Regions from separate parts of the Homo sapiens genome. Here all the other regions are linked to region 5. The links are chromatin loops, found by intact Hi-C in ENCODE. Cell type or tissue: heart left ventricle. All regions are shown on one strand. Region 1 has its middle 59 kb from the start of STRIT1. Region 2 overlaps GPR149 (G protein-coupled receptor 149). Region 3 has its middle 320 kb from the start of MME. Region 4 has its middle 320 kb from the start of MME. Region 5 overlaps PLCH1 (phospholipase C eta 1). Region 6 has its middle 67 kb from the start of PLCH1-AS1.

Evidence for each region. Peaks named below come from ENCODE experiments on the same cell type or tissue, not always from the same donor. Only the 100,000 strongest peaks of a DNase experiment are listed, where the experiment ranks them.
Region 1: it touches region 5 in a loop (15-fold over the local background); 94 of 110 quality-filtered maps call a loop at or near these places.
Region 2: it touches region 5 in a loop (10-fold over the local background); 47 of 110 quality-filtered maps call a loop at or near these places.
Region 3: it touches region 5 in a loop (8-fold over the local background); 29 of 110 quality-filtered maps call a loop at or near these places.
Region 4: a loop joins it to region 5, with 2.7 times the contacts of the local background. A loop is called at or near these places in 29 of 110 quality-filtered maps.
Region 6: a loop joins it to region 5, with 13 times the contacts of the local background. A loop is called at or near these places in 61 of 110 quality-filtered maps.

The regions. Positions count from the first base shown.
Region 1 is chr3:155,350,159-155,355,158 of GRCh38, forward strand. No RefSeq gene overlaps it. Among named protein-coding and RNA genes, the nearest start is that of STRIT1, 59 kb to the left of the region's middle. In heart left ventricle, a CTCF peak has its summit at 2,945 (motif pointing right); no DNase peak of the experiment used is centred here.
Region 2 is chr3:154,332,846-154,337,845 of GRCh38, forward strand. It overlaps GPR149 (G protein-coupled receptor 149), which reads right to left. Exons shown (of 4, transcript NM_001038705.3): 4 at 2,098-5,000. The coding sequence ends at 4,854. Among named protein-coding and RNA genes, the nearest start is that of DHX36, 11 kb to the left of the region's middle. In heart left ventricle, a CTCF peak has its summit at 2,285 (motif pointing right); no DNase peak of the experiment used is centred here.
Region 3 is chr3:154,755,789-154,760,788 of GRCh38, forward strand. No RefSeq gene overlaps it. Among named protein-coding and RNA genes, the nearest start is that of MME, 320 kb to the right of the region's middle. In heart left ventricle, a CTCF peak has its summit at 2,677 (motif pointing right); no DNase peak of the experiment used is centred here.
Region 4 is chr3:154,762,612-154,767,611 of GRCh38, forward strand. No RefSeq gene overlaps it. Among named protein-coding and RNA genes, the nearest start is that of MME, 320 kb to the right of the region's middle. RefSeq lists an enhancer at 3,651-4,152. In heart left ventricle, no CTCF peak of the experiment used is centred here; no DNase peak of the experiment used is centred here.
Region 5 is chr3:155,699,934-155,704,933 of GRCh38, forward strand. PLCH1 (phospholipase C eta 1) reads right to left here. Exons shown (of 23, transcript NM_014996.4): 2 at 4,213-4,331. The coding sequence starts at 4,291. Among named protein-coding and RNA genes, the nearest start is that of PLCH1, 43 kb to the right of the region's middle. In heart left ventricle, a CTCF peak has its summit at 2,166 (motif pointing left); no DNase peak of the experiment used is centred here; H3K27ac peaks cover 574 bases.
Region 6 is chr3:155,380,117-155,385,116 of GRCh38, forward strand. No RefSeq gene overlaps it. Among named protein-coding and RNA genes, the nearest start is that of PLCH1-AS1, 67 kb to the right of the region's middle. In heart left ventricle, a CTCF peak has its summit at 2,479 (motif pointing right); a DNase peak (open chromatin) is centred at 2,475.

The sequences.
Region 1 (5,000 bases), 350 kb before region 5:
TTCCAAAATGGCTGCACCATTCTACAGTCCCACCAACAGTATATGCAAGTTCTGATCTCTCCACATCCTCACCAATGCTTGTTATTATTTGACTTTTTAATTTTAGTTATCCATAGCTATGAAGTACTGTCTCTTGGTTTTTTATTTGCATTTTCCTAATGGCTAATTATGTCAAGCATCTTTTCATGTGCTTATTCACCATTTATATATCTTCCTTGGAGAAATGTCTATTCAGATTCTTTGTCCATTTTTAATTGGATTATTCAATTTTTCATTATTGAGTTTTACAAGTTCTTTATATATTGTGGATACCTAACCCTTATGAGATATATGACTTGCAATCTTGGAAGTATTTTCTCTCATTCTGTGGGTTTCCATTTCACTTTCTTGATGGTGACCTTTGAAACACAAAAGTTTTAAATTTTGATGAAGTCCTATTTATCTATTTTTTCCTTGATTGCCTGTGTTTTTGGTGTCAGATTTAAGAATCCTTTGCCAAATCCAAGGTCATGAAGGTCTTCTTCTAAGAGTTTTATAGTGTTAGCATTTATATTTTGGTGTTTGATTCATTGTGAGTCAATTTTGTGTATGGTATGAGGTAAGAGTTCAACTTCTGTATTTTGCACGTGGCTCTCTGGTTGTCCCAACTCCTTTCATTGAAATGAATTTTTTTTCCCCACTGAATGGTCTTGGCATCTTTCTCAAAAATTAGTTAGATGTATGGGCTTATTTCTGGATTCTCAATTTTATTTTAGTAATCTGTATATCTGTCCTTGTGTCATTACCACATTGTCTTGATTACCATTGTTTTGTAGTAATTTTGAATTCAGGAAATACGAGTCTTCCAACTTTGTTTTTTTACAAGATTGTTTTGTATATTCTGGTTTCTTTACAATTCCATATGAATTTTAAAATTATCTTGCCCATTTCTACAAAGAATTTGACTTTTTTTTTTTTTTTTTTTGACGGAGTCTCACTTTGTTGCACAGGCTGGAGTGCAGTGGTGCAATCTTGGCTCAATGCAAGTTCTGCCTTGGTTTCAAGAGATTCTTGTACTTCAGCCTCTGGAGTAGCTGAGACTACAAGTGTGCACCACAATGCTCGGCTAATTTTTGTATTTTTTTAGTAGAGATGGATGTTGCCATGTTGGCCAGGATGGTCTCGAACTCCTGACCTCAAGTGATCCTCCTGCCTAGGCCTCCCAAAGTGCTGGGATTATAGGCGTTAGCCACCATGCCCAGCCAGAATTTGACTTCTTTCCTGAAATAAATAAGTAGCTAATAAAATGCATTCCACCTTAACACTTGAAAGATATTTTAGGCCAGGTATGGTGGCTCACACCTATAGTCTCAACACTCTGAGAGGCCGAGGTGGGAGGATTGCTTGAGCTATGGAGTTTGAGACCAGCCTGGACAGCATAGTGAGACCCCCATCTACAAAACAAAACAAAACAAGATAGCTGGGCATGGTAGTTTGCACCTGTGATCATAGCTACTCAGGAGGCTGAGGTGGGAGGATAGCTTGAGCCCAGGAGTTCAAGGCTACAAGTGAGCTATGATCATGCCACTGCACTCCAGCCTGTGCAACAGAGCAAGACCCTGTTTCCAAAAAAAAAAAAAAGGCAAAAAAGACACACACCATATTTTAAAGTCAGGCAATTAGGCAGAGCAGATACTTAATATATTTAGCAAGAGCACATAAGAAAATGGAAAACATTTTTAAAATCTGTCAGCCAGGCAGTATTATCAGAAAATTCAACCTTGTTTGTGTTCCTGAAAAAGGAATTAACTCTTAGACAATAAAGGAAGCATATCCAGGTCCTAGGTTAAATAATGGGAATGATTTCTACTATGTTAATGAGGAGATACTCATCACTTACTCCGATGCCCTAAATCCAGTCTTCCTACATAGGTCTAATACATGTAGAGTGGATAGCTCATTTAGAAATGCTTACTCTCCTTGCTGGTTGGTGAAAAGGGTCTTAGAGTAATGATTGGGCTTATTTTGTTTGGGTTTTTTAAATTTAGTGTAGTAAATTTGCATTCCAAAAAGAGAACACTAAGTTTTGAAGAGGCTGATAGCTTTAGAAAATTAATGTTTTCTTGGCTTCTGACTGAGCTGGTTTATATCAATTTTGTATAAATATGTATTATAGTTGGGTAAAATATTAATATGTCCTGAAAGGAAGGTCTCTAAATACTAAACGAGTTTTTCCTAGCTCATTTTACTCAGAAATTTCCAGAAACACTAAATTCTAAAATATCTCAATGATATACCTTGCTTTTTTTTTAGTATCAGTGAAAGCATTCAACTATAGTCTAACCCCTCTCTTCATTCCACAACATGTACCCAAACAGTAATTCCTCAAAGGATGAAAGTAATCCATGTACATAAAAACCAATGAGAATAGAAGAGGTTTATGTCATCTATTCAATAAAAAATCACAAATGTAAATGGTTGTTTTGATTATTTCTATTCTTTTCCTCTAAATTCTTATTCCAAGAATACATTTACTTCGATACAGAAAGTGGACATTTATTCTTGCAGCCTTAGAATCACTTTTACTTTTTCTCCAGGAAAGTAAAACTGCAAGTGATTTCTGCTTTTTGCAAGAGTAGTTTTCTGACAATAAGTGTAAAACACGTTTGACTTTTTATTTTATGCTCCTCACCAGGGCTGGACATTTATGACCAAGACATGCTACAAGGCTACAATGACAGCTCACCCTGTAGCCACTTAAATCAGCAGCAACATAACGTTGACAAATGATTCTAATCATTCCAAGTCACTAACACAGATATTAGCACAAATAGATGCTTAAGGAAGATTCTACTGCAGATTTTTCTGTCGATACTCTTCAAGGAGCAGGTAGAGACTACTCAAATCATACATTTAGCCATTTCCAAAAATAACTAGCATTTCTCTCATTTTATGCCACTAGATGGCACAGCTATACCTAAATAAACCAAGGAATTTGTATAAAGGAGGAAATTGAATCTCAGGTTAAAATAAGCCTTGTCGAGTTGACACATCCATGACATCTGAAACACAAAAAAATGGGGAGTGCTGGAAAACCATGATCCCTTTGACTATTAGAAAATGATTTGGGAAATTATAATTTGGAGCCATAGTACAGTTTATTCATTTCCTAGGGCTTGTTACATTACTACGAGTGGCTTAAAACGCAAAAATTCATTATCTCACAGTTTGGAGGCTAGAAGCCAGAAACCAAGGTGGTTTTGTTTTGTTTTGTTTTATTTTGTTTTGTTTTTACTTCCTGAGGCTTTACAAAAGAATCTGTTCCATACCCCTAATTGGGTGCAGGACACGCTGCTTCCAAATATGGCACCTTGGCATTTGAGAAAACAGCAGAAACAGGAAAGTCACTCTTACATTCCCACTTTCTCCCTGAGGCAGATCATAAGAGCCCAGTTTGAGAGATGCCCTCCTTATACCCAGAAGAAAGAAAAGTCCTTATCTCTGAAGACACAGGAACACAGAGAAGAATCTGAACAAATGGGTTTTGCTAAGTTTTCCCCCAATTTATCATCCTTAGATGGCACGTTTTTATCCAACCGTACTTCTCTACTACTGTCTACTTCTCCAACAACTTAGCATTAAAAATAACCTGTTTATTTGGGCCTTTATTTCTTAATGCTCCTGTGCCATGTAAAGCTCATATCAAATTAGTGTGTATCCTTTTCTCTTGTTCATCTGTCTTTTGTTATAGGGTCTTCAGCCATGAAGCAAGCAATTGGCAAAGAAAAGCAATCTTTTTTCCCCTTCTTCTAGCTTCCGGTCATTTCCAGTAATCCTTGGCATTCCTTGGCTTGTAGACCCATCACTCCAATCTGCCTCTGTCTTCATGTGCTATTCTCCTTCATGTGTCTTTATGTCACCACATAGCCTTCTTACAAGGACACCAGCCATTGTGTTTAAAGCCTACTCTAATCTAGTATGACTTCATGTTAACTAATTATATTTGCAATGACCTTATTTCCAAATAAGGTCACATTCTGACGTTCCAGCTGGACATGAGTTTGGGGTAACACCATCCTGTTCAGTACTCAGTGCAACACCCAAGCTGTGTAGACAGGTTTGGAGCCTGGCTGCATCAGTGCTGAGCAGTGAGACTCATGGACAAGTTACGTAACCTGCCTAAGCACTATGTTTTCATCTTAAAAAATAAATAATAATAGAAAAATAATAATAATAGTAACAATATTTGCCTTGTAGCACTGTTGTGAGAATTAAATGAGGTAATGCTTGCAATGAGCTTAGTGTCAGACACATAGTAAGTGCTCAATAAGTATTAGTTATTATTATTGTTATTGTTACTGCAATTCAAAAACAAGGATTCTTGCCCTATGTTTCACACCAGAGCCTGAAATAGAAAGCTCCCTAGTAGTATATCCAAATTTTGATTAAATGATGAAGAGGGAAAAATGCATCTCCTGAAAAACAGTCTTCTGTTTCTGTACCTTTTCTCCTCCAGGAAAGGACACTAGAGCCCCTGTGTCTTCATTTTTTTTCTATCATGTATACCTTAATTTTACTGGGTCTATTTTCCAAAAAGGATTTCCAATGGTAATGTCCTTGTGTTCTCTCCCTGCCTCCTCTGGTTCTGAACATGCCATAGGAAAGGTCTTTACCCAGAAGATCTGAGGAACAAAGTTCAGCAGTGTTTCAGTAAGTGGGTGACAAGGGAAGGACAAAGTGCAGCTGGCTGTCCAACCTGATGCAGAACCAGCTCAGGACAGACAAGCCAAGTCTTGCCCAAGGACATGGAAGGGGAGGAATGGGCTGGGGCTTGAGCAGGACAGGAGAGGTTGTGACAAAACAATCACCCTTAGGGGCTGAAACCAGAAGTGGATCTGGTGGACAAAAGTAATGCTTCAGAGGAAGGAGCCCTCCAAGGCCCTCCGGAAGAATGGAGGTTAGGGACAACCTGAGAATCAGCCAGTTGGAAGGAGCATGGCTTTCAGAAAGAAATGGGTACT
Region 2 (5,000 bases), 1.4 Mb before region 5:
GGTTCTTCTTCCTGTACACAGCTAGATATATTTCCTAGTCTTCTCTGGAACCAGCTGTGGTTCTGTATTGAGTTCTATCCAATAGCAGAAGCTGCAATGACTGAGGTGCAGTTCTTCCAAGCCAGTCACACTAAGCACTCCAGTGCAGAATCCTTCATGTCCTTTTCCCATCTGTCAGCTGATGCAGATGAGCATAATGATCATAAGAACCGTACATTAAAAATGTAAAACTACATGAACCTAGGCCCCTTAACCATATCTTAAAGAAGAAAGGCCCTACTGATAAGGAACATTCATTTAACTGCTGCTGCTCTCTGCCTTCCAAATCTTGTACAAATGCCTCTCATTTTTAGATGCGAAACCTGAACTTTGCTGAAAAGAGGGTCTTGGAAATAAAGTTTTCTGTCTTCTAGCCTCTGTGATACATAAAGGAGTTGAGAAACATTGAGATATTGCAGAGTATTGACAGAAAATAAATGAGATAATTGTTTTTCCCTTGAGCTACAGACTTCATAGATAGGCTTTTAAAAAATGTGTAATTTATTTCATGTTACCAAGGAAATCCTCTCCACTTATTGAATCAGAATACAATTATGACGCCATCCCGACTACTACCACCCTAAACTTAACCAACATCATCTCTAGCCTGGACTATTAAAATAGCCTAACTGTTCTTTCTGTGGTGGTCTTTGTGTCTGTACAGTCTTTGACCCTTGCAATAGACAATCATTTTTGAAATGAGATCATGTCACTTTTTTGCTTAGAACCCTCCAATGGTTTTTCACTTCATTTAGAACAAGACTAGATGTTCATACCTGGTCTGCAACGCCAGTTTCCTCCTGCCATTATCTGTTTGCCTTTATCTCCAACCACTCTCTACCTCTCTCACTCAGCTGCATTCACATTGACCTCCTTAATGGTTTCACAGATTACAAAAGGCACACTCCTACCTCTGGATACTTGCTGTTCCCTTTGCTGGGACTATGATTTCCCTAGATAATCACATAGCATGTTTCCTCACTTTATTTGAGACTCTGATGAAATGTTACTTTATCAGTGAAGGCTTTTCTGACTAAATTATTGAAAAAAGCACTCTTCCCATCTTTGTCCCTTTATTCTAATTTTATTCTTTGGCCATTGTTACCTCTGGTCCCTATTTTCTGTCAACACACTTAATACCAGCATACATATATATGTACCACACACTTATCACTACCATATGTATATATGTAAATATATAGTAAAGAACTTAACCTATCCAAAGAGAGGTTTGGCCTTTGTCCTTGGCTTTGGGGGAGGTAATTTCTAAGCCCTTGGAATGTCATAGCCGAAAATAGTATCTTTGTTTGTCTGGGGGCCTTGGACCAGCAGATAGTAACAATGTGTTTTTGAGAGGGGAGTTTTGGGCATTCTGTATCAACTTGGCCTCCTGGAGAGCCAGAAAGAGATATCAGTCATGTGAGTAGTCAACCATGCTTACCCTTGCTCCTACCATGATGCAGCCCCAGGAAGGACTCTGGACACCAAGGTTCAGTTGAGATTTTCTGCTTGGCAGTAGTCTGTGCAAGGTGTCACACATCGTCGCCAAAGAAAGTAATGCCGTCCATGACTCCATGGGGAGAGTACCATAGAAGTTCCACATTTACAACTTTTCCTGGACTTGGCTCTATGACCTCTTCTCTAGGCTGATTTTATTCTGTATCCTTTTGCTGTAATAAACCATAACCATGAGTACACAGTTTTCTATGAATTCTGTGAGTCCTTCTAGTGAATTATTGAAACTAGCAGTGGTTTTGGGAATTCCTTGAATTTGCGATTTGTGTCAGGAGTGAGAGCAATCTTTTGTGGACTGTGTTCTCTGACTTTGTGGTTGTCTCAAACTCACAGTAAATGTAAAAACATATATTTGTTTTGTTTGAGTTTTGTTCAAAAGTTATAAAACCAAGTATCTAGAACAATTTTTAGTATGTAGTAGTCATTTATTAAATATTAGAATGAAGAAATGAATGAAGGTAGCTGAAAAGTATAAGAAATTAAGAGAAAATCGATTTGTAAAATCCAATATTATAGAACCACATCAAGAAAAGCTTCCAAAAAATGCATAACTAAGACTCTTTTATTATATTTTTAAGTAATATTGTGCCATTTGCTATCTTCAAAGAGTTGCCTCTGTCAGTCACAACTCTCAGAAGTCTTAGGGATTATATATTAGGTGTTTATACTATTTGGGAGTCTCGGGGATTACGTGTTTGCAGTTTATAGGAGTCACCACCAGATGGTGATATTTTTATTAGGTAATAAGTTTTTGCCTTCAGATACATCAATTTATAGAGAAAAGAGAAAACTATACAAAATATAGTATTTATTAATAAGAAGAACAATATAACTATACAAGGGTAAGGTATTTGGCTATATCACAAGATATCTAGAAAGGTATTTCCTCTACTAGAAACACACTTTTATAATCAATCACTCTAAAGAGTAAGCAGACTTAAGTAAACTTATGTAGTTTAACCTTCTCCTCCCTTAACAAGGATTTGGAGCGTCATTCATGCTTAGGCACAGCTCTAGTAGATTTTTCTTGTATATTCAGCTATTGTTGGCTTGGAGTTTGAAGTGTTACAGGTTAGTAATATGGTGCTGATTAGCCTTTCAAACTAAGACTTTGGGCTAAATAATACTGGTGTTGTTTCAATGCAGCAGAATTTTTATGTGCATCCATTATACAGTTAATTCAACAACCAAGGGCAATTAAATGGGAATATCCTAATTATTTTTCCAATTCCCCCAGTTTAAGCCCTTGTCCAGTTAAAATAAAATGAGACGGAAAATGGGTATTATTGTCTTCTATCTATTTCTTAATGCTCTTTAAACCTTGATTTCTGTTATAATCTCCATCCCATTCAAATTGCTGTGCAGTTATAAAGAATTTGTTTGCCTTCAAATCTTTGCTATTTTCTTCAGCTTTATTATGATCCTGTGTCTAATTTCCTTTTTGCCTGAAATTGCATTTTAAAGCAGCAATATCACCTTTCTCTTTCAGAAAATTATACATCTAAGTTTAAGATATCAAAGCCTATCTTCTACAAAGCATTATGAGAATATTCAATTCAATTTTTCTTTTATAAAGACATTTAATGCTACTGATTTATAATATCTGATTTATCTGTCCATTTGTCACTGTGTTAAAATAGCTGTTAATATTGGTGATACAGTCTTTTAAAATAAAATATATTTGTAACGAGAATACATTTGACTTTGAATTTATATGTTACACATTATTTGAGGCTTGCTTTACAAACATTATTAGTGGTAATACATATGTTTCCCAAATTTAGATAACTAGATATTGAGAAGTTAAAGATTGAGAAAGTCCATTGAGATAATTATTTTGAAAATGACTCATGCTTGTGGCAACAAAAGATGAAACATTCTGAAAGCCGATGTCAAGTAATTTTGAATTCTAATTCAACCTAATAAAACAGAAACCAAAATAAATCATTCTAAAACACAATTCATTCAATCTGTAAATAAATAAATAAAGTATGTGAGTGATGTGAGGGGCACAAAGTCTAAGACTATGTAAAGTGTCAACTCAGTAACTTTGGAAAATAAACTTTTAGGTAATACATTTCATATATGTTTACAGGAAGGTTAGAATAAAGCAATTTGAAGGAAAATCACTTTATAATTTTTGAAATACATCTTACTATTATTCTGCCAAGGTGATTCCTGCATTTTTGCAATGTAATGCATTCTAGAATTATCTTGAAATGTATACCTTACAATCACTTAATAAAATAGGTTCAACTGTTTCTTTGAGACAACACGTCTTTAGAGAAGAAACAAAAAAGCAGCTAAACTTGATATAATATTTGAAGTAAACTTTTCTATTTCAAGAATGACTAAGAAAGGTTGCCCAATCCTCAGCTTTAAAAACAGATACTTTTGTTTTAGACTTAGAGGATTTTGCTCTGCTGTATCCAGAAGCCTACCATGTTTGGATGTACCTCTCATAACTGAATCTGCCAGTATTTTCTCCCAATTTCCACTCAAGTTAAAAAAAAAAACAATTTTAGGATAAAGTATACAATTACACAATTACAACTTTTTTCCAATAATGTTTGAGTTAAAGATACTTCTAATTCCACCTCTAACACACAATATATTTGTTTTATGGGACAGTCTTGACATACTGAAAAGATGAAAGGAAAACTGTTATAGGTAAGAAAAAAAGAAAAAACAGTAAACAATTTATATTTGGTAGAAATGAAGGAAACAACTATTTATAGACTAGGAACCTGCGTGTTTCTCAGTTGGAAGCTAATTTTTCATTTTACAGAAGAATGTAAAGCTAAAGCAGTAAGTGTAATAAGCTTGTTTTGCTAGCCACATTTAGGCAAGTTCCTTCAAATATAATTTGGGGTTTTGTTACATTTCTTCCATTCCCAGAATTCCTCTTTTTTCCCCTTTGCAGTAAAGGCCAACATTGTATATAGAAACATATGCATGGAACAGTATATTCACTGAGTTTATACAATTTTCTGTTTACTAGGAAGTTGACAAGCAAAAACATTGGTAAACTAGGCCAAGATTTGATTTAGAAAATATTTTTTAGAAGTCAGATAAGAAGTAAAATCTTTTCATTACCACAGTGTGTGATCTTTAGGTAACACATCAAATGCACTTAAGTGTTTACACTAGTTCCAGTTGTTCCCACAAAAAAATTAACTATTAAATCAGTAAAACTAATGTAAGCCAACAAATAAAAGGAAATCAGTCTCATAACAAAGGTGTTAGTTTCACAGTTGACGTTGCAGATCCATTCTTGCTCCTGTTAGACCAAATACCCACTAACTACCCTTGCTTTCTTCCTCTCTTTTTCTGTAAGCTTTATTTAACAACTGGATTTCCTCCTGGTAGCCATCCCTCTCTTGATGCTGCCTTTTACTGTTCTGCCTGTGTGCTTCTACTGTGTCTGGAATGGAGATATTAATATC
Region 3 (5,000 bases), 940 kb before region 5:
AAAAAAAAATCTAATACTGTGATAAAAAAATTGGGCAAAAGATTTGAATAGACATTTTTCAAAAGAAAACATACAAAGGGCAATCAGGTATATGAAAATGTGCTCAACACCATTAATCATCAGAGAAATGCACATCAAGACTACAATAATATATCATCTCACCAGTTAAAATGCTTTCTATACAAATGACAGGCAATAACAAATGCCAGCAAGGATGTGGAGAAAAGGGAATCCTTGTACACTGTTGCTGGGAATGTCAACTAGTACAACCACTATGGAGAATAGTTTGGAGGTTCTTCAAAAAGTAAAAATATAGCTGCCATGTGGTTCTGCAATCCCATTGCTAGGTATATCCCCAAAGAAACGAAATCAGTATATCTAAGAGATATCTGCACTTCTATGTTTCTTGCAGCATCATTTACAATAGCCAAGATTTGGAAGCAAACTTTGTGTCCATCAACAGATGAATGGATAAAGAAAATGTGGTACATATACACAAAGGAGTACTATTTATTCATGAAAAAGGATGAGATTCTTCATTTGCAACAACATGAATGATACTGGAAGTCATTATGTTAAGTGAAATAAGCCAGGTATAGGAAGACAAATTTCACATGTTCTCACTTATTTGTGGGAGCTAAACATTAAAACAATTGAGCTCATGAAGATAGAGAGTATAAAGATGGTTACCAGAGGCTTGGAAGAGTAGTAGGGGTTGTGGGGGAAAAGTGGGAATGCCTTAATGAGTACAAAAGATAGAAAGAACGAATAAGAACTACTATTTGATATTACAACAGGTTGACTATGGTCAATAACTTCATTGTACATTTAAAAATAATTAAGATTATTATTGGATTTTTTGTCACACAAAAAAATTAATGCTTGAGGGAACATATACCCCATTTACCCTGATGTGATTATTACATGTTGTATGCCTATATCAAAATATCTTAGGTACTCCATAAATATATACACCTACTATGTACCCACAGAAATTAAAAATAAATTTTTTAAAAAATATAAAGAATAAAGACAATTTAAGAAAAAGAAAAAAATACAGTGTAACTTAATTTTTTTCCAATTATGAGTGATGTTGATCACTTCTTTATATTTAAGAGCCATTATTATTATTATTGTGTGACTATTCTATTTATATTTGTGCCCATTTTTGTGTTGGAATTTTTGCCTTTTTACAAACATTATACAAATCTAAAAAAGTGTATATTACAAAATATACTGGGCAGCTATGCAATATAAAATATACAAAATATACTACTATACTAGTATACAAAATATACTATGCAACTATATAAAATAATATAAAATATACTAGAGATTGAAGCCAAAATAAAAAAGTCTCCCAGCAAAGAAAAGCCAGAGACCCCATGGTTTCATGGCAGAATTTAAATCTTTATTTAAAGAAGAAATAATACCAATTCTACTCAAGCTATTCCAAAAAATGGAGGAGTAGAAAATACTTCCAAACTCATTCTCTCAGCCAGTATTACCCCGATACCAAAAACAAAGACACATCAAAAAAAGAAAACTACAAGCCATTATCCCTTATGAACACTGATGCAAAAACTCTCAAAAACATACTAAAAAAATTAAATTCAACAACCTGTTTAAAAAGATCATCATGACCAAGTGGGATTTATCTCAGGGATAGAAGGGTGATTCAACACAAACAAATCAATCACTGCTTTCATGCTACAACAGCGGAGCTTAATTTTTTGCGACAGAGACCACGTGGCCTGTAAGTCCCAAAATATTTGCTAACGGCCAGGCGTGGTGGCTCACGCCTGTAATCCCAGCACTTTGGGAGGCCGAGGCAGGAGGATCACGAGGTCAGGATATCCAGACCATCCTGGCTAACGCGGTGAAAACCCGTCTCTACTAAAAATACAAAAAAATTAGCCGGCCTAGTGGCAGACGCCTGTAGTCCCAGCTACTCAGGAGGCTGAGGCAGGAGAATGACGTGAACCCGGGAGGCGGAGCTTGCAGTAAGCCGAGATTGCGCCACTGCACTCCAGCCTGGGCGACAGAGCAAGACTCCGTCTCAAAACAAAACAAAACAAAACAAAAAAATTTGCTAACTAGTGTTTTCCAGCAAAAATTAAAAACTACTGTTCTACATCATACCAACCATAGCCAAACTTCAGGAGTTCCAGTGAGGAGTTCATTCTTCAACAGCTGTCTGATGTTTTACATTGCTAAAGTTACACAATTCAGTTTTCATCCTCAGTGATATCAAAGAAAGCAACTGGATATTTAAAGTGCTGATTTAAATAGTGATATTTATGTCTGTGTACAGAAATTAGCATTTAAAAATCATATCTTTCTATTGAATCATAAGCTTCTTTATTGGATTTAAAAAAAAAAAAACGTAAACTGATTTTTATTGAACATACCAGAGTGCATTTATATTTCTGGGCCTGGCTTTCCCAGTGAGCAAAGAGAACAAGTTGAACACCAGGGTCACTCCCCGTATTGACATGTTTAAAAGAGCATTAAACTAAGAAAGACTATTAACAAATGACTTGGAAGGTTATTAGAATTTTTATCCTCTATAATAAAAGTCGATCTTCTCAAGTGTTTATTTTGAGATTCAATTTCAAAGGGTTTTATATAAATAATCTAGAAAGCCGGTTCGTTTCTTGCTGGAAACATTATTGTTATCACTAGAGGGAGCTGGTTTTACATAAAATTAATGTATGTAGGCCTGTATCTAGAAAAAGACAGAAAAGCACTTTGTGGTTCATGTTAAGAAAAAGAACAAAATCCTTTTCAAAATATTTTTTCTGCTAATAAATTGTACTTGTCAAGGAATTATAAACTGAAAGTTTGCTTCAAAATACTGTAATCTCTGTTCCCAAGAGAATTTTTGATACTCTAAATGTGATAGTGGAATAAACATTCTATGGGGGTATCACTTAATTTTCATATAGTAGTATTGATGTCTGTAGTCTTTTCATTGTTCTTTAAATTTATCCTACTTTAATTTTCTTTAAATTTATCCTACTTTAATTTTCTTTAAAATGGAATTTTGTCATTGTATAGTTTGAACAATATGCTAAGCAGAGTTGCAGAGTACAGAATAAGATTTTGGCTAAATTGTCTATCTATTTAATATAAAAGATATAAACATTCTGGTGTTACTTTGAAATGCCTGATTTTCAGTGAGTGCTAAAATGAAAAGAACCATTAAGTATTTGCTTTAACTTAAATACTTTCTTACATGTAAGTACTATTGTATTGATAACTGTCTCAAATTTATGTAAGTAAATTTACATAAATGTACGTAGGTCACATGCAGAGTAAACTTACGTAAGAACCAGATATTCAGCCAATAGCCAATAGCTTTGGCTAACTGGGAACTTACTAAATTCACTGTGTTTCCTTGAGACTTTTTATTTGGAACTCTAACTACTAAGTTTTAAAATAGGGCTAATTCATCTCTCTACGCTTTCTCTGATGCATGGATATCAATGCTTATAAATTATTTATAAATCTCCTTTCAAGTTGAGCAAACCTCTAATTTCAAAACAGGATTGAAATTGATAGAACATGTTTGACCAGGTGAATGGAGTTTTAATCGGTAAATTATTTCAGACAGTGAGGAACCGGCCTTTGTTAACTCATTGACCCATTTAAACCTCTGCCCACCACACACACACAAATTCTTCTTGCCAAATTCAATGATCTACATCAATTTTTAAAAAATTCAGATTATGCCCTTGCTTGATAGCATTTTTATGCTACTAAACGAAAAGATGTTTGGCATTTCTTTTATGTCATAACTTTTCACCTTTAGTCAAGTTTTTAAATTCATAATCTTGAGTAAATATCTGTGTAGCTGTTCTTGAATCAACCAAAGAAAAATAAAAATATTACTGTCTAAGTTAACGAATGTTCATTAGTTGCTCATTAATTATAATTGGACCTACCAATAATGAAGTAGAAAAAAGGGTAAGGATTTGATTTAAAAGACAGTTGTTTTTCTTTCAAAGAAAGAACCAACTGGAAAACAAAACAAATCTGACGATGGCTTTTGTTTCTTACCTATTCTGGTCTCAGTAACCAGTGGTAAACAATGAGGTTTGTTGTTGTGTCTGCTAAGAAGAATATGAACAGATATTACAAGCCACAGTAAATTGTTCAGTGGGTTTTCTCTGTAGAACTTGTTGATTTGAATCATAATGGGGTTTCAAGCAACTTGATAAACCTTTGTCAAGATTTTTAAGTGGAAGAAAAAAAATGATGAAATGTACAACTTGTAGAATTTGTTTTTCCTAGTGTGGTCCCAAATGGCGCCATCCTTTCACTCTCCCAGTGTGCTCTAATGAAGAAGGGACATAGAGGTCATTGAGGTCAACGGCGAATCAGCAAGAGCTGACAAGATGTGATTCTTGGCACTTAGAATGGCTAAATGCCACCAACCCCTCCAGACTATTTTCCAAATATTTTGCATTTTACAAAGACCAAAGACTTTGACCAAACTGTTTCTCTCTCCACTCCATTTTTAGCTCTAAATTTATACTTATAAAGCAAACTCAAACCAGGACTTCTGAATAACACGTTGTTAAGCAGTTTGAAGTGGTATGGAACCTATCCTCAAATTATGTGTAGGCCTCTCAGCCCTTAGAACTGGAAGCTGGGAAGTTGATCACTATTTTCACCTTCTAGTTGGGAGACAGTGAGGTTAAGGAGACCCAACCAAGTTAAATTCAGGCTTTTTTTTAACTTGTTGTCCCTGAATGGAGTTTTGGAGGTCTTTGAAATCTTAGAAATGCTATGTAAATTTTTATGTTATGTATATGTGTGGATATTGCTGGTATATAATGTTCATGATTTTACCAGAGTCTCAAAGGGTCCACAAAAACTTAATATGTTGAAAGCAATTAAAAAAAAACAAAAAAATTATCTTCTGGAAAATGTAAGCTTCTCCACTTAATCTTCACAGCAATTCTGTAGATTGGCTGTTACAGCCAATGGTTAAT
Region 4 (5,000 bases), 940 kb before region 5:
CTCCTAGTCCTCATTCTTCCTCATCCAAGTTATCACAAATGAGGAGAATGGGTTTCTTTTCTATGACTACCAAATGCATTACGTAGTAGTGGAAATTCCATTGGTAAAATCATCACCAATAAATGTAGTTTCAAATCCTGTTTCCTCACTTGTTTGCCACAATACCTAGAGAAATTTAAATAGATTTCACTGAGCTTCATTGTCTTCTTCATCTATCAAACTGCAAAATAGCATCTGTTTCAAGGGTTGATATAAGGGTAAAATAAAATACCATACAAAAAATATCTTGGCATAGAGCAGCTGCTCAATAAATGCTAATTTGTTTCATTACATTGTAGCTAAAGATTTATTGTATAAATATAATTTGTTATATTCTTGAGTGTTTTACAGTTTGCAGAGAGAGCCTTTACATACATCATTGCATTTGCTCCTCATGATGAGTCTGTGAAACAAAAACTATGATCATTATCCTACCAATACAGAAATGGTGTATGATAATGATGAAATGGTTTGCCCTCCAACTACAGTTTCAGAGCTGGGACTGAAAAACATATCATTTTAAAAATTTTGTCAATATTTAAGTTTATTTTTCATTCATTATCAGTGTCTCTTTTTTGTTTGTTTACTTTTAAAATATTTTAAAATTAGCTTTAATTATAAGAAGTATTAATATATACATTATCATGGTTAAGAAAAATCTACAAAATAAATGTATATATAGGTCATCCCCTTTCTAAGACTCTCCAAAGAGGCTTCTTTTATTTTTAAAAATAATTTCAACTTTTAGTTTCAATGGGTACATGTGCAAGTTTGTAACATGGGAGTATTTCATGATGCTGAGGTTCGGGATACAGAGGATCCTGTCACCAGGTATGGAGCATAGTACCCAACAGGTAGTTTTTCAGACCTTGCTCCCTTCCCTCTTCTACCACCTCTAGTAGTCCCCAGTGTTTATTGCTCCCATGTTTATTTCCATGTGTGTTCAATGTTTAGCTTCCACTTATAAGTGAGAACATGCGGTATTTGGTTTTGTTTCTGTGTTAATTCACTTAGAATAATGGCTGCCAGCTGCATCCATGTTGTCACAAAGGATATAATTTCATTTTTTATGGCTGTGTAGTATTCCATGGTGTATATGTACCACCCTTTCTTTATCCAATCCACCACTGATGGGCACCTAGGATGATTTCTGCTAGTGCACGTGTCTTTCTAGTAGTATGATTTATTTCCTTTAAATATATATAATAATCTCATTATTATATATAATCTCTCTCTCTCTCGCTCTCTCTCTCTCTCTCTCTCTCTCTCTCTCTCTCTCTCTCTCTATATATATATATATATATATATATATATATATATATATATATAAAATAATGAGATTGCTAGGTCAAATGGTAATTCTAAGTTCTTTGAGAAATCTCCAAACTGCTTTTTACAGGGACTGAACTAATTTACATTCCAACCAACAGTGTATAAACATTTCCTTTTTTCGGCAACCCAGCTAGCGTCTGTTATTTTTTGACTTTTTAATAATAGCCATTCTGACTGCTGTGAGGCAGTATCTCGTTGTGGCTTTTATTTGCATTTCTCTGATGATTAGTGATGATAAGCATTTTTTATATATTTGTTGGTTGCTTGTATATCTTCTTTTGAGAAATGTCCATGTTCTTTGCCCATTTTTTTAATGAGGTTATTTGTTTTCTGGTTGTTGATGTACGTTTCTTATAGATTACGGACATTAGACCTTTCTCAGATGCATAGTTTGCAAATAATTTCTCCCATTCTGTGTGTTGTCTGTTTACTCTGTTGATAGTTTCTTTTGCCATGCAAAAGCTTTTTAGTTTAATCAGTTCCCATTTGTCAATTTTTGGTTTTGTTGCAATTACTTTTGAGGACTTGATTTAAAATAGTTTCCCATTCTCTATACTATATTAACACTTGAGAAAGTTTTACTGGATTAAACAGTGTTTTTGTTGTTGTTGTTTTCTTTCTTCTGTTTGTTTGTTTCTTGAGACAGAATCTCACTCTGTTGCCCAGGCTGGAGTGCAGTGGCACAATCTTGGCTCACTGCTACCCCTGTCTCCCAGGTCCGAGCGATTCTTATGCCTCAGTCTCCTCAGTAGCTGGGATTGCAGGCGTGCATGACCACACTTGGCTAATTTCTGTATTTTTAATAGAGATTGGGTTTCACCATGGTGGCCAGGCTTGTCTCAAACTCCTGACCTTAGGTGATCTCAAGTGGGAGGCCTGCCTAAACAGTGATTTTAAACCTAGTTTTGCCCTAAGTCACTCAACACCTGCAATTCTTAGTTTCCTCATCTGTTAAATAAAAAGGCAGAACTAGACCACATTTTAGTCCCATTCCAGATTTTAAACTGTTGGCTATAGAGTTCTAATATGAAACTAAAACTAAATAAAAACTTTCCCCATTTCCATGGCATCTGAAATACTAGGGCTGAATCATTTTTTTCACTTAGTATTAAAAAAACTCATGGATGATTCTTTCTTAATCATAGGTTATTTCCTAAATTGTGTTTCCGTAAGTATAACTGAGTGAACCTCAAATAATAGTGTGAGAACGTGTGACAGTGTGATATAATGATATCAAAAAGATTCATGAAGTTTTCCCAAATGTTTTGCTTTCTATTACCTTAAAATTTTTTTGTTTCAATTAAAAATGGAGGAGTGAAAATTGGAACTGCCAGAATCTAATGTCATAAATTATTGTACATACGAAGTCACTCATAAAACTTTTATGTTTAATACTTCCTCTCCAACTGATAATTGCTTCCTGCTGTTTGCAAGAATTAATGTGAATAAAACATAAAGTATTGCCTTTTTTACATGATGGCTTTGGCTTCTCTCTTTCCACACAACCTTCTAAAAGAAAGGTCATAGAGCATGTTATAAAACAAACACTGAACTCTGAGTGTCCTCTTTCCTTCCTTGGATAATGGCATCAATGGATATTGGCAGGTTATGTTTCAGGATCTTTGGGGTGTCACTTTTCTGGCCTGAAACCTCTGGCTGGTGGTGCCTTTGCCTGAGTTTTGCTGAGGCCCACTAGGCTGGTTCTGCCCACTCAGCCTGGCAGGCTATGCTTGGCTCACACTACTGACCTGGATCCCACATCTGCCAAGGGCAAGTTAAATGTGGAGCAACAAGGGGTATGTGAGTGAGTTTGGGGTTTGGCCACTGCAAGTCAGACACACAGGCTGCTGCAGCAGAGCAGGAAGCTCCAGGTGCTGGTATGGGTGCCAGGTCTCTGCAAGGCTGCAGCTGGACCAGGTGCACCACAAGCAGCTTCCCCAGAGGGCACCTGGGAATTGCACTGGCACCCAGAAGCTTGGAGACGCCAGGCACTGCAGTACCCCAAAGGGGGAGTCACAGTCCTGGCTTGGGAGCTCCCAGGTCTGGGTTCCCTAAAGGGCTGCAGCTCTTCTTTCTTCTCTTTCCTTGCAAAGTGGCAAGAAAGGGGCATGTTTCAGCCATTTGTGTAATACTTTTTTAGCTCTGCCATTCGGCAGGTCCCTAGTTCTTGTCCTGCAACCAAGAAGAATGAGGTACGCAGACAAGTGGAGGGTGAGCAAGATGAAGAGGAGCTTTATTGAGCAATAGAACAACTCACAGGAGAGGATCCCAATGGATAGCTCCTTTCTGCGGCCAGGGTGTCCCGACATGTGTTCATCTCCTAGCAGAGAGGAGGCCCTGGAGTGGGTTGCTCCCCTCTGCTGCTGGTCATCCCAATGTCTCCTGCTGTCAACAGAGAGGGTAGTTCATCTCTGCAGCTGCTCATCTGTCATCTGCTCAGCTCTGGCTGAGCCTGGGCTTTTATGGGCTTCAGAGGGGACGAAGCGCATGCCAGTTGGCCCATGAGTGGCCATAGGTGGCCCAGAAAAGGCACTACAAATTCCTACTTCAGTCCTTGGGACTGGCATCTTGGCCCCAGCCTTCAGACCCTCCCTGGCCTTCAGGCCTCACTGGGGACCCACCCCCTTCCACCCAGGAATCTGTCTGTGTCCTGCTGCCATTTATGGCACCCAGGCTCAGCCCCAATTTTGCTCCAAGTTCTGAGTGGGCTCCAAAGGCAGGGACAAACCAGGCAGCAAGAGCAGGCACTTCTGAACCTGCAAGGGCAGGGGACGGGGAATGCCCTGTGAGTGCAGAGATAGCCAGCTCTGCAGCCACAGCTTAGGTGGCTGTAGCTGTGCTGGGGAGGGTGGGGCTCCTGCCTGCACCCTGGATCAGGAGGCCTGGATCCACAGCCATGACTTGGGTGGCTGCAGCTGCACCTGGGGGGGTGTGTCTCTGGGCTGCTCCCTGGAGCAGGAGGCCGAGAACCACAGCCATGACTTGAGCGGCTGCCGCCCCACCTGGGAGGGTGGGGCTCCTGCCTGCTCTGTGGAGCCAGAGGCCCAGGCCACGCCTCCCTGCTGCAGCTGGTTTGATGGCAGTGGCAGTTCCATAGGGCCTCCACTGCCATCATTTAGAAAACTTGAATCACTCTGAATTGTCCCATTACCTCACCTCACCCCAAATTTGACTTGTCTCTAAAACATCTCTTGAACTTGATGGTGTCTCTGCACTGTCAATGTCTCGGTCTCTTGCTTGGGCTACTGACTTGATTTCTGTCAGATCTTTGTGCCACCAGGCTTTCTCACACTTCCCTTTTTTCAAATGATCTTCCCTGAAAAACAAATTAGTTGTTTCCCTTTATGATCTAAAGTCCTTAATTGCTTTCTTCCTCTGAATTATTGCCTTTGAAATAATGACCAAACCTCTTAGCAAGTAGTGTCTTCATGATTTGGTTTTAGGGCCCTTCTCAGTTTTATATCTAGACCTCATTTTTATATAACTTGTAGACCTATCATTCATACAAAATTATTTCCAGGGGTCTATGTCTTTGCACGTTTTTCTTGTTCTCTATTTCTGTAAAGCCCTCCCTGACTGACAACTGATGCTCATCCTTTCACTGCAACTAGAGTATAAGTTACTCTGAG
Region 5 (5,000 bases):
ATCTTCTCTTCAATGCCATCTTGCCAGCCTTTCATTCTCATACCCCCGGCCTGAAGAACACTTCCATCTATCATACACCTATCTTGATGTTTGACTACACAGAGACCTCACACCTTGCTGCTATAAGGGAACTTTACAATCTGGCAAAATCCTCACCTGAAAGACAGGGAAACTGAGGGCCCCAGAAGTGACATGAGGCTACACAAGTTAGTTGTTAAACTTGGATTAGAACTAGTCTTCAGGATCCCGTTTCAGCCTACTTTCCATTACAAACTAGCAGTCAAGTTTCTACCCTCACATCACCAACTAGGTCTGTGGCCAGGAAGGGGAGGCTGGATAAAAAGTAATCCTTTAATTAATTAACTAAGTCAATTAGTTTTATTAAAATGTAGTTCTGAGGCAAAGTAAAAGTATTAACATATATATAAGGCAACTTCTTGAAAAGGCATACTGCATAAATATTTAATAAGAGAATTACCCTTAATTTTATCCCTAGATAGTAAAAGATACTCCTAATTCAGTCCAAAATGTTTCTAGTTTAGATTTGTAATGGTTATTCCGAAATATTCATTTAACAACATGATGGCAACAAAAACAAATTTTCCCATAAGAAGTTGAGATGATAACCTAATAACTTACAGGAAAGCAATTAATACTTTTTCCAATAGTACAATTATAACTAGCAGTATGTGAAGACAAACATTAAGTCACTTAGTAAGGAGCTCAAATGTTTGGAAAGGCTTATGTGCATAAGAAATTGCATGTGCATATTAATTGCAAATACACTCATTATTGGTTAAGAATCAAGACTGCATCCCAGGTCAGAAAAAAAAATACTGCAATTCACTGAAAGCAGGAGAAACAGCTGAAGGTATAGGCAATTTTCAAATCAGGATAAATCATGAAGGTATAAGCCATTAAGACAGGGTTCATACCGCACCAAACATTCTTTGCTCAAGATTTTTTTCTATTGCAAACATATCAGAAGAATAAAAGTCAAGTAGGGGAAGATCCCAGAGATTAGCTTCTCTGATAGGTGCAAATTCCTTTGGGTTTTTCCTAAAAATCCAGGCAAAAGACAGACAAGAGGGAAATACAAAAATTCATCATTCCTAACAAGGTTTCTCTCATCGCTGGACATAGTAGTCAATTCAACCAGTTCATTTCCGTTAAGCACTATTTCCCAACCTTTCCAGATATTTCATTCCTGCCTCTGAAATGTGAAGATGAAATAGTAGGTAGATAAAAGGCCGGACATAAGCAGACTCTTAACAGTAGGTTTAACAGTCTCTTTCTCTTTGGGTTCTGGGATTGTGGGTAATATTCTAAATTGTTTCCAATGAGAATATACCACCTCTATAATCAGAAAATGAGGCTATGAATATGGTTTATGAACTGTGAAACTACACAAATGTTACATTTTTATTTTTGCTGCTATTGACCATTTTAGAGTTCTCATTTTAACATAGCTCTTTTATCCTGGCAACACTGCTGAAGTTTGTCTGTAGAAAGAGACCCTGGCTGGCATAATTTATACATCCAAGTCTGCTTATTCCAAAAGTCTATTATTCTGCACGGGAAATGGTTCTTTTCCATTTATGGAAGAAGTTTTGTTTCTTTTTGTTTTGGTTGATTTTGTTATGTAAGGAGAGTTATCAACAAAAACAAGGAGAAGCCAAAGTGAATAAGCAAAAGTGTGGTCAGTAAATGTTCAAGAAGCCCAAGAGAAATCTGACATTTCCTACTCAACATGTCCTGTCCCTTTCTTTTCTCAGAAATGTTCTGAAATCCTCTACAAAGACATTACCACTAGAGCTCCCTTGGTTTAAAATATCCCAAGACTTCTCACAATTCTTCCTTAAGTCAAGTAAGTTCCTATGTTAACAGATTCATTTTCAGCAGAGGTAGAAGAAGAGCAAAAGGCATCTTTCTTTCCTGAATTACAATATATCCTGAGGCAAGGAAATCCAAAATGATATTTTACACTATCAGAAATATATAAAGCTATTGCTGTATTATAAATGAATAGAATCATTGTTCTAATCGGAGTTGATTCTTTTAATCTTGGGAGGATTTAATATCTCTAAATCCTTTCGAAAGAGTAATTCTTGAATGTAAGAAGTAACCAATTCATATTTTAAGTGTTATACTGCCCCCTTGTGTATCTTGTGTTTAGTGAAAAGGGAGCTCAGACAATACAGTAATTGTAATTCTCAGAAATACTTCAGTGGAATCTGAGTTTAGAACTAGAAACAGCCTCAAAAATCATTGAGACCAGCATGCTCATTTCACAGAAAAGAGAACTGAGTTCCTGAAAGATTACGTAACTTGTCCAAGACCGTACACTGCTAGTCAACAACAGAGCAAATACTGTTATATAGAACTTAAGCCTCAGAATGTTAATTTTTTTTTTAATTAAAACGGAGATGGCAGCCTGAAAGAAGAAAAAACAGTGAGGTGTTGGAATTAGGCAGATCAGGATTTGAATTTTAGGTCACCATTTTACAATCTCCACAAGCTTTAGTTACCCCATTCATAAAATGGGTTGAATAATAGCTATAGCAAAGTCCTTGAAAGGATTCCGTATGACAATGTTAATGGTCATCAAGCCCTTAGCATAAGTATCTGCAATATAGTAATAAACTAATTGGTAATACGACTATAAAAATACATAGAAAAAATTTTAAATGATTATAGCCTTTGAGATCTCTGAATAAAGGCATTCTAAAATAATGAAAATAATAATGAGTTTAAGGCACTTAAATCTAAATTCTTTAAAAACTGGCACAAAATAAAGCTTGAAAAAATAAACCTAGTTCTTCTAACTCCCGTGATTTTTCTATTATCATATTTACTATTTTTTAATACGAATAAATTTGCAACAGAACAATACATAAATCAAACACTGCATGAGAGATAAAGCAATGAACAGGACCCTTGGCTGAGGCTAGAGAAAAGCAACGCAGAACCTCAGTGCCACAGGGTCAAGTCGCCATTCCCACGCCTCCTCTGCTAAGGGCACTTCACCACTGGAATGTCAAGAGAACCAACCTGGAAAGGTGGAGGCAGAAATTTTCATGCTGACATTGCTAATACCTAATTAGTTACATCAACTTGGGCAGTTATTTCATCTCTGTTTCTCTTTCTTCATCTGTAAAATGAAATCACTCTCTACTTTACAAGGGCTTTTAGTGAGGTTGTATAATGAACGTTGAAAAAACACTATAAACACCAAAGTGCTTAATAAAGTAAGGTTAAATTTGTTATCTTAAACTTAGTTTAAAGCAATAATAAACATTAAGTCTGTCATCAAATTGGGGAAGACTTCAGAACAATCTTAGAAAGGTGAAAGCAGCTTAGATTATAGGATTCTGTTAAAGAGCACTCCACTCCCCCTGAAATCTCTCTGTTCCCTCTACAATTCCACAGGCCTCTGATAGAGATTACTCCAAAAATTCTGGCACCACATAAGTCTTTGGCTTTTAAATCAGTTTCACCCTGGGGTATCTTGACAGCAGGATTGACAGAGCTTATCCCTGACTGTATACCACAAAACAAACAGATACCAGCAGGGTAAAGGCAATTTGTCTTAGTTTGCCATGAAAATGACTAATATTGATTACTCTCTGATTCACAGCTGCAGTCCTCCACCCTGATAGTAACGGTTTAGTGCTGCAAACTCTTCTGTTCTGTTGTTATATGGGACATAATATATAGATAAGTCTGAAAGCCCTAAAGGACAGCAATAAAAGTGGGTGGACTTCTCTTCAATAAGTGTCTAAAGCAGGTGGCCACAAGCACCCTCTAACATCTCAATTTGGAAGGCCATGCTATGCTGGTAATAAGCATTGACTGGTGATCCACAAATATTAACTGAACAATTATATGGCCCTCACCCAAAATAATTACAAACATCAGAAAGGGATATTACTGGAGTTGACAGTGTGGTAGAAGAGGAAAGGCACTGGTACCAACTACCCTACGAAATAGAAAGAGATAACACTATTATAGTCGTTGAGGTGGGGCCCATTCCTTACAAGTGGAGATAGTAAGTGCAATGGGACTTCTTGGGTAATTATTCATAAACAAGTTAACTCAAGCTCTTGGTTCCATCCAACAATTATACCATATTTGCATCTAGAGTGCTAGAATAAAAGTCCTGTCAGAAACAAAATAAAAGATCCAACTACATAAATACAAGAGACAGCTTACCATGAAACACACTGTTGTCCACCAGAAAATGCCTGCGGTACTGCACACAGTTCCTTTTTTCCAAGTTCCAGTAACTCATTGTCAGAAGATTTCTGGCACAGCATCAAAACCAAATTGCCCTGTCAAGGGAAACAGAATGAGACAAAAATGAAGAAAACGGCAGCCACACGCTCACACTGGTAGCATAATGCCATCGGTTGCCCAGCATTACGGGGCAACATATACGGCATACAACTTCTCCACACATGGAGCTGGAATCCCCCAGGCCCTAAGAAATTTCTCACAAGTCTTCCCAGGGTCTAGAATGACATTTAGCATATCAAAACAGTAACTTTTTCAAACCACCTTTCAGGGCTCAATGTTACCCATCTCCAGGGGAAATAAACCTACCATCAGAGAGCAGGTTTCAGGACCAGTATATGTGCTCCCAGCCTCACTCCTAGTAGTCCAAGATCCAAACTAGTCAACACTGGTAACATTTCAGGAAATTTCAGTTGCAGGTGGGGAGGCAACTAACAGGAACGAAGCTATCATTCCCAATTCCTGAATTTTGTGTCAGTACAGCATCCATGTGGCCATGAATGAGCCAAGCACATTAATAAAATGTGCCTCCCTCTTTTTGGTTCATTGCTGGTGTCCATTTAGGACTGCTAGGGCCTGGATCTGCCCAGGCTGAACTCATTGATGTAACTAGAGCTGGGCACAGGCCTCAGCAAGGTAAACTAGCAGTGCCTGCTCCTACATAAGACTTGCTCCATCACAGACACAGAGAAACACAATGCTAGCTA
Region 6 (5,000 bases), 320 kb before region 5:
CACCTCTTGCACATAACCTGCCTTGAAACTCCAACCCGAAGGAGTCTCTCCTCTTGATGATAGCCATTTATTTTAGCAAATTGTTTATAAATGGCCCTTTCCATTTCACATTTTAAAAGTTATTACTGTCTTTCAACTCATTTTAACTTTCTCTGAAAAGGACTCCACCCTCTGTTTGAGTCCCTTGTTGAACCTGGCAAGTTCTGAGCACATACATAGTAGAAACTTCAAAAATTTTAATACACTCTTTAATCCCAGAAAAGCTTCATATTGTTAAAATGCTTCCCAAAAATCTCACAAAGAAAGGTGGTGGGCTGAATTGTGTCCCTCCAAATTTCATATGTTGAAGCCCTAACCCCCAGTTCCTTAGAACTTAAACTGTATTTGGAGATAGGGCCTTTAAAGAGGTAATTAAGCTAAAATGAGGCCATTAGTGTGGGGCCTAACCCAATATGGCTGGTGTCCTTGTAAGAAGGGAAGATTAGGACACAGACATACCCAGAGAGAAGACCATGTGAAAACAGAGGAAGAAGACAGTCATCTACAGCCAAGGAGACAGATCTCAGAAAAACCAATTCTGCCAGCACCTTGATCTTGGACTTGTAGCCTCCAGAACTGTGAGAAAATGAATTTCTGTTGCTTGAGCTACCCAGTCTGTGGTACTTGGTGATGTCAACCCTAGAAAACTAATACAGAGGGCTTTACCTTCCATTAATTTGATTAATAAATAGTGAGAAATTTGTAATTAACAAAATAAACTGATTCATGAAATCTCATTTGTTTGCCTTATAAATTTTTTCTTCCTTCATAAAGAGAATGTTCCAAAATTCAAACTTCTTAACCTCAAACCTCAAGACATTTGCAATTTCAAATCTATTTACTAGTCTATGTCTATTTGAAAACTTATTATGAAAATAAACTATTAACTGGTTCTAGTATGGCTTTAGTTCTGTGCTTATTTATTTCTAAAAGTCAGAAGGTAAGGAAGGTAGAGGGAAAGAGGTGGAAGGTGAATCTTTTGCATGTAGAGTGCCTTCAAATTGAGACTGCCCTTTGCTTTTCCCATGACCTGTATAACCAACCCCTATCCCCACCCCTCACCTACCACTCCCTCATGTGGAGCAAAAGCCAGTGTCTAAATCTGTGGCCATTTTGGCCCCAGGTTGAGGTGTGGCTCTATTACAGAGTTGTCTAGCTTTCCAGACAATGACTTTCCAGATCTACCAAACTTCTCTCAGGCTTTCCCAGAAGCTATGGCTTTACACTACTGTTCTCAGTTAAGGAGTGCCTGCTTCCACCAGTACCTTCCAGGGCCACACGGAACCCACTTACCACCATTCAAGGTGAGCTCACACTATGACAGCCTAGGACAAGGATCTTTCTCTACACAGACATTGACTGGTTAATTTAACATGATCTTCAAGCAAGTAACACAGTAGGAACTTCATGCACTAGTATACTATCTGGAGGGAAAAAAGAAAATTTTTCCTCAAATTCCAAAAAAAAAAAAAAAAAAAAAAAAGGCATAGGCAGAAAGGCAGTCCAGCCAATCCATAGAGACTATAGTAAATATCACTCATAAAACTCAAATGTGCTGCAATAAATCACAGAGTGCTTTACTTTTTCAGTCACATGATATTCTTCATACTCACTTCTGTTTTCACAGAACCCTAATGGAAAGCAGCACAAAGAGGGCCTGTGACAGGGGTGGTCACCTCTCTGTTCCAATACACATGCCAGTAAACATGGGAAACAGCACCCTCTTCCCTACAAAACTAAACTATTTCAAGAGAACCATAATGATGGTCCGTCGTCCTCCAGTAAGGTACGAATGTGTCCAAGTTACCATCTTATCTTGGTAAAAACCAAAATAAACTTAATGTTTTCATTCATAATCCCACTTATGGGATTTAACCTTAGGAATTAAGGTCAATTAATTAAGAAAAAAATTCAAGAGAAAAGACAGATTACGAAACGATTCAGCATTATTGACTATCTGGAAGTAGGAAAAATTGTTATGCAAAGCAAGATATTTATACTTTAGGATGTTATAGACTGATTTTTGGAGCCATACAGAGCAAATACAGTGGATATTGCCTTGGAATAAATCAAAGTGTAGAAAGATTTGACAGAATTTCCCATGCATATGCTAGGAAGAAGGAGCTGCTATGCCCTACACCACACTTAAGTGGAAAACACTAACTTTTACAGGTAGATGATAAACATTTTTATCGGCAAATTTGTTAAAAGTTTTTATACATTTTTATGAACTTATGTAACATATATAAGTTTTATATAAGCTTTTACATATGAATGATAACAGTCTTGTCAGAAAAAAGCAGGGCCCAGAAAAGGCTGGAGATAGCAGGTTGCCAGGATCCCATAAGGAAAGTGGGGACCAAACGGCAGCCACAAACATGTTGACATCTGGGCAGGACACTGGGAATGTAGGCCCAATAAAGAGCAAAGGAAGCCACGTGGTGGCGCTGCAGCGCCAGCTGGGCCACATAGGATCCCAATGACCAGCCCAGCCCATCAGGAAGCTGACATGGGACTGTGAAAAAGGACTGGAAAGAAATGGAGAAAATAAAGACAATTGGTTTGGCAGTGTAATAAGATTATCAATCCATTTTTCCCTTTAGAAATTTGTATTGATATCATTGTACAATAAATATTCCAAACATATATTTTAATAGACTTTTAAACAGTGTCATACACTGGTTGATGGGACAGCACAAAACACCATGCATATATTTATGGTATGAATAGAAAGGGGCCCCCAGCAGCAGGGATGTTCCAGGTATTCAGTGACCAGGAAACAGTCGTGTTTTCATTTATCAGCAGTTTTAATATCTCCTGGCTCCCTCCTTTTCCACGGCACAGTGTCAGGGAAAATCACTACTTCACAAACCCTGCATCTCCTTTTGCCATTCACCCAACTGTGCCACAATCTCTGATTTTAATGTAGTCCTTTGTCAAATTCACATAGCTTCCTCTCCTTCCAATTCTTAGGCCAAACTGTGTGGTAGCAAGTTCCTTTCATGTCCTTCCTTTTGTAGAATTCCTTTGGCAAAGTCCAAAGCATATCTCATGGCCATGAGTGTCAAGTGTTGGTTCTTGCTGACTTAAATAGTCCCCTGTCCTTCTCTGAAAATACCTTGACATGAAAATGAAGAAGAATTCAATGAAGTTCGTCCTAGGTTTTATGGTAATAGCATGAACTCTGGGAGAATGGCCATACAGCCAGGACCATCATTGCCTTAGAGCATCTGCTAATATTAAAATTAATAAAATGCATACAAATTATTCATTCAATAAATATTCATTGAGACCTGCCATGGGAACTGAGTAGTGACAGAGCTGGGACCAGGATCCTAGTCTCCTTGCTCAACAGATCCTGCCCTTACCCCAAGGTGCCCTGTGTGAGTACTGACTGTGGGCAAATCTCTCTTCTAAGCCTGGAAGAATAGGAAGGTTTGCACTCTGCAAATTTATAGTCAATTTCACAGCATAAAGTTCCCTGTTATTCTTCAAAAAGGCAGCTTCACAACTCTCCCTGGAGTCTGTACTTCCCAATATGATCACCCCTCAACCCCGTACATGTACCCATACCTCTATTTGCTTTTTATTTCCATATATTTAGCTACAACTAAAAAGCTCTCCTTTTGAGGGAATGTTTTCAGCAATTGTGCTGCCTTCTTTGAACTTGTTTCTCCTAATCCAGCAGCCTGTTTCTCTTCCCCACTGTGAAATTGACTAAAAACAGCAAGAAGCTGACGGGTTTTTATAGAGAGACTGGACATAGCATTAATGTCTGAGATTTTTCCCCCTTTTAATACAAGACATTTTCCAGTGCATCTTTATTATTATTATCATTATTCATCAAAAGCTTTTTTATCCAAAAAGATAATTCAGACCTAGAAACTTTGTTCAACCAATTGTTCTCAAGTGGTGCTCTCCTGGGGAGTGAATTATATCCTAAATATAACAGTAAAACATTTTATTGAAGAATAGAGTAAGTAAAACATATTCTGGTTTTCTTTGCTCATTTGAGTTTATTCAACTCACAGCACTTTTTTTTTTCTTTTGGTGAGAATTTGCAGGCTATTTACCCTGTTTTGCTCAGTGAGAAAGAAAAATACAGGAAGGGCCGCAGAGCTTTAAAAATAGCATCAATGGCAGAAGTAAACACAAACCCAGGGAGTTGTCTTATTCAACTTCATATTCACCATTAAAGAAAAATTATTCATGACACCAGTGAAAGATGATAAGGCAGACTTTTTTCAGGACCATCATGATAGGCGTAGGGACCACTGCAATGGGATATTGCAATAGGGAAGAGAGATTGGGCTCAACTCTGAAGATAGCAAAGAAAAAGTGGGAATGTATACCCAAAGTGGGGGGAAGGTGGTCAGTGGGTGAAAAATTACTAAGAAGAAACAATAGGAGTAAAGAGGTTAACCTAACTGGGTTCTTGCTGAAGGCAGGCCAGGGCGGTCAGACATCACCCAGGAGGATGATGGAGGATAAGGAACCTGGTCAGGTAGTGAGGGTGATCAGATATCGAGGATTAACATTAAACTGACTCGACAGGATTCTTGGTAAAATTAGACAATACAGAGATAAAAAAGGAAGCCCAAAGGTCAGGACCTAATTGAGAAGAGAGTTCAGAGGAGCCTGATTAGAGTTTGGTTAAGGAGAGAATCTTTCACCATCAAGCCAAGCACAATACCCAGCACACAGCAGGCACTCAATAAGTGTTTGCCAAATAAAGAAATGAGTGACTGGATCCTGTGCCCCAGAACCAGCCCTTTCCTTGAAGCATGTCTGGGCAGAGGGTCTTAGTCAACAGCCTTGCTGCATTGTGGCCTTGGCCCACTGAGGAGAGCAGAGGGTGTATTTTAAAACAGAGGTATTTTAAAAAACATCTCACTCCACAACTTGCGCCCACTTCAGAGTCAACCTCAAGAGGACTCTGTCTGCACATGAGATGAGAGTCC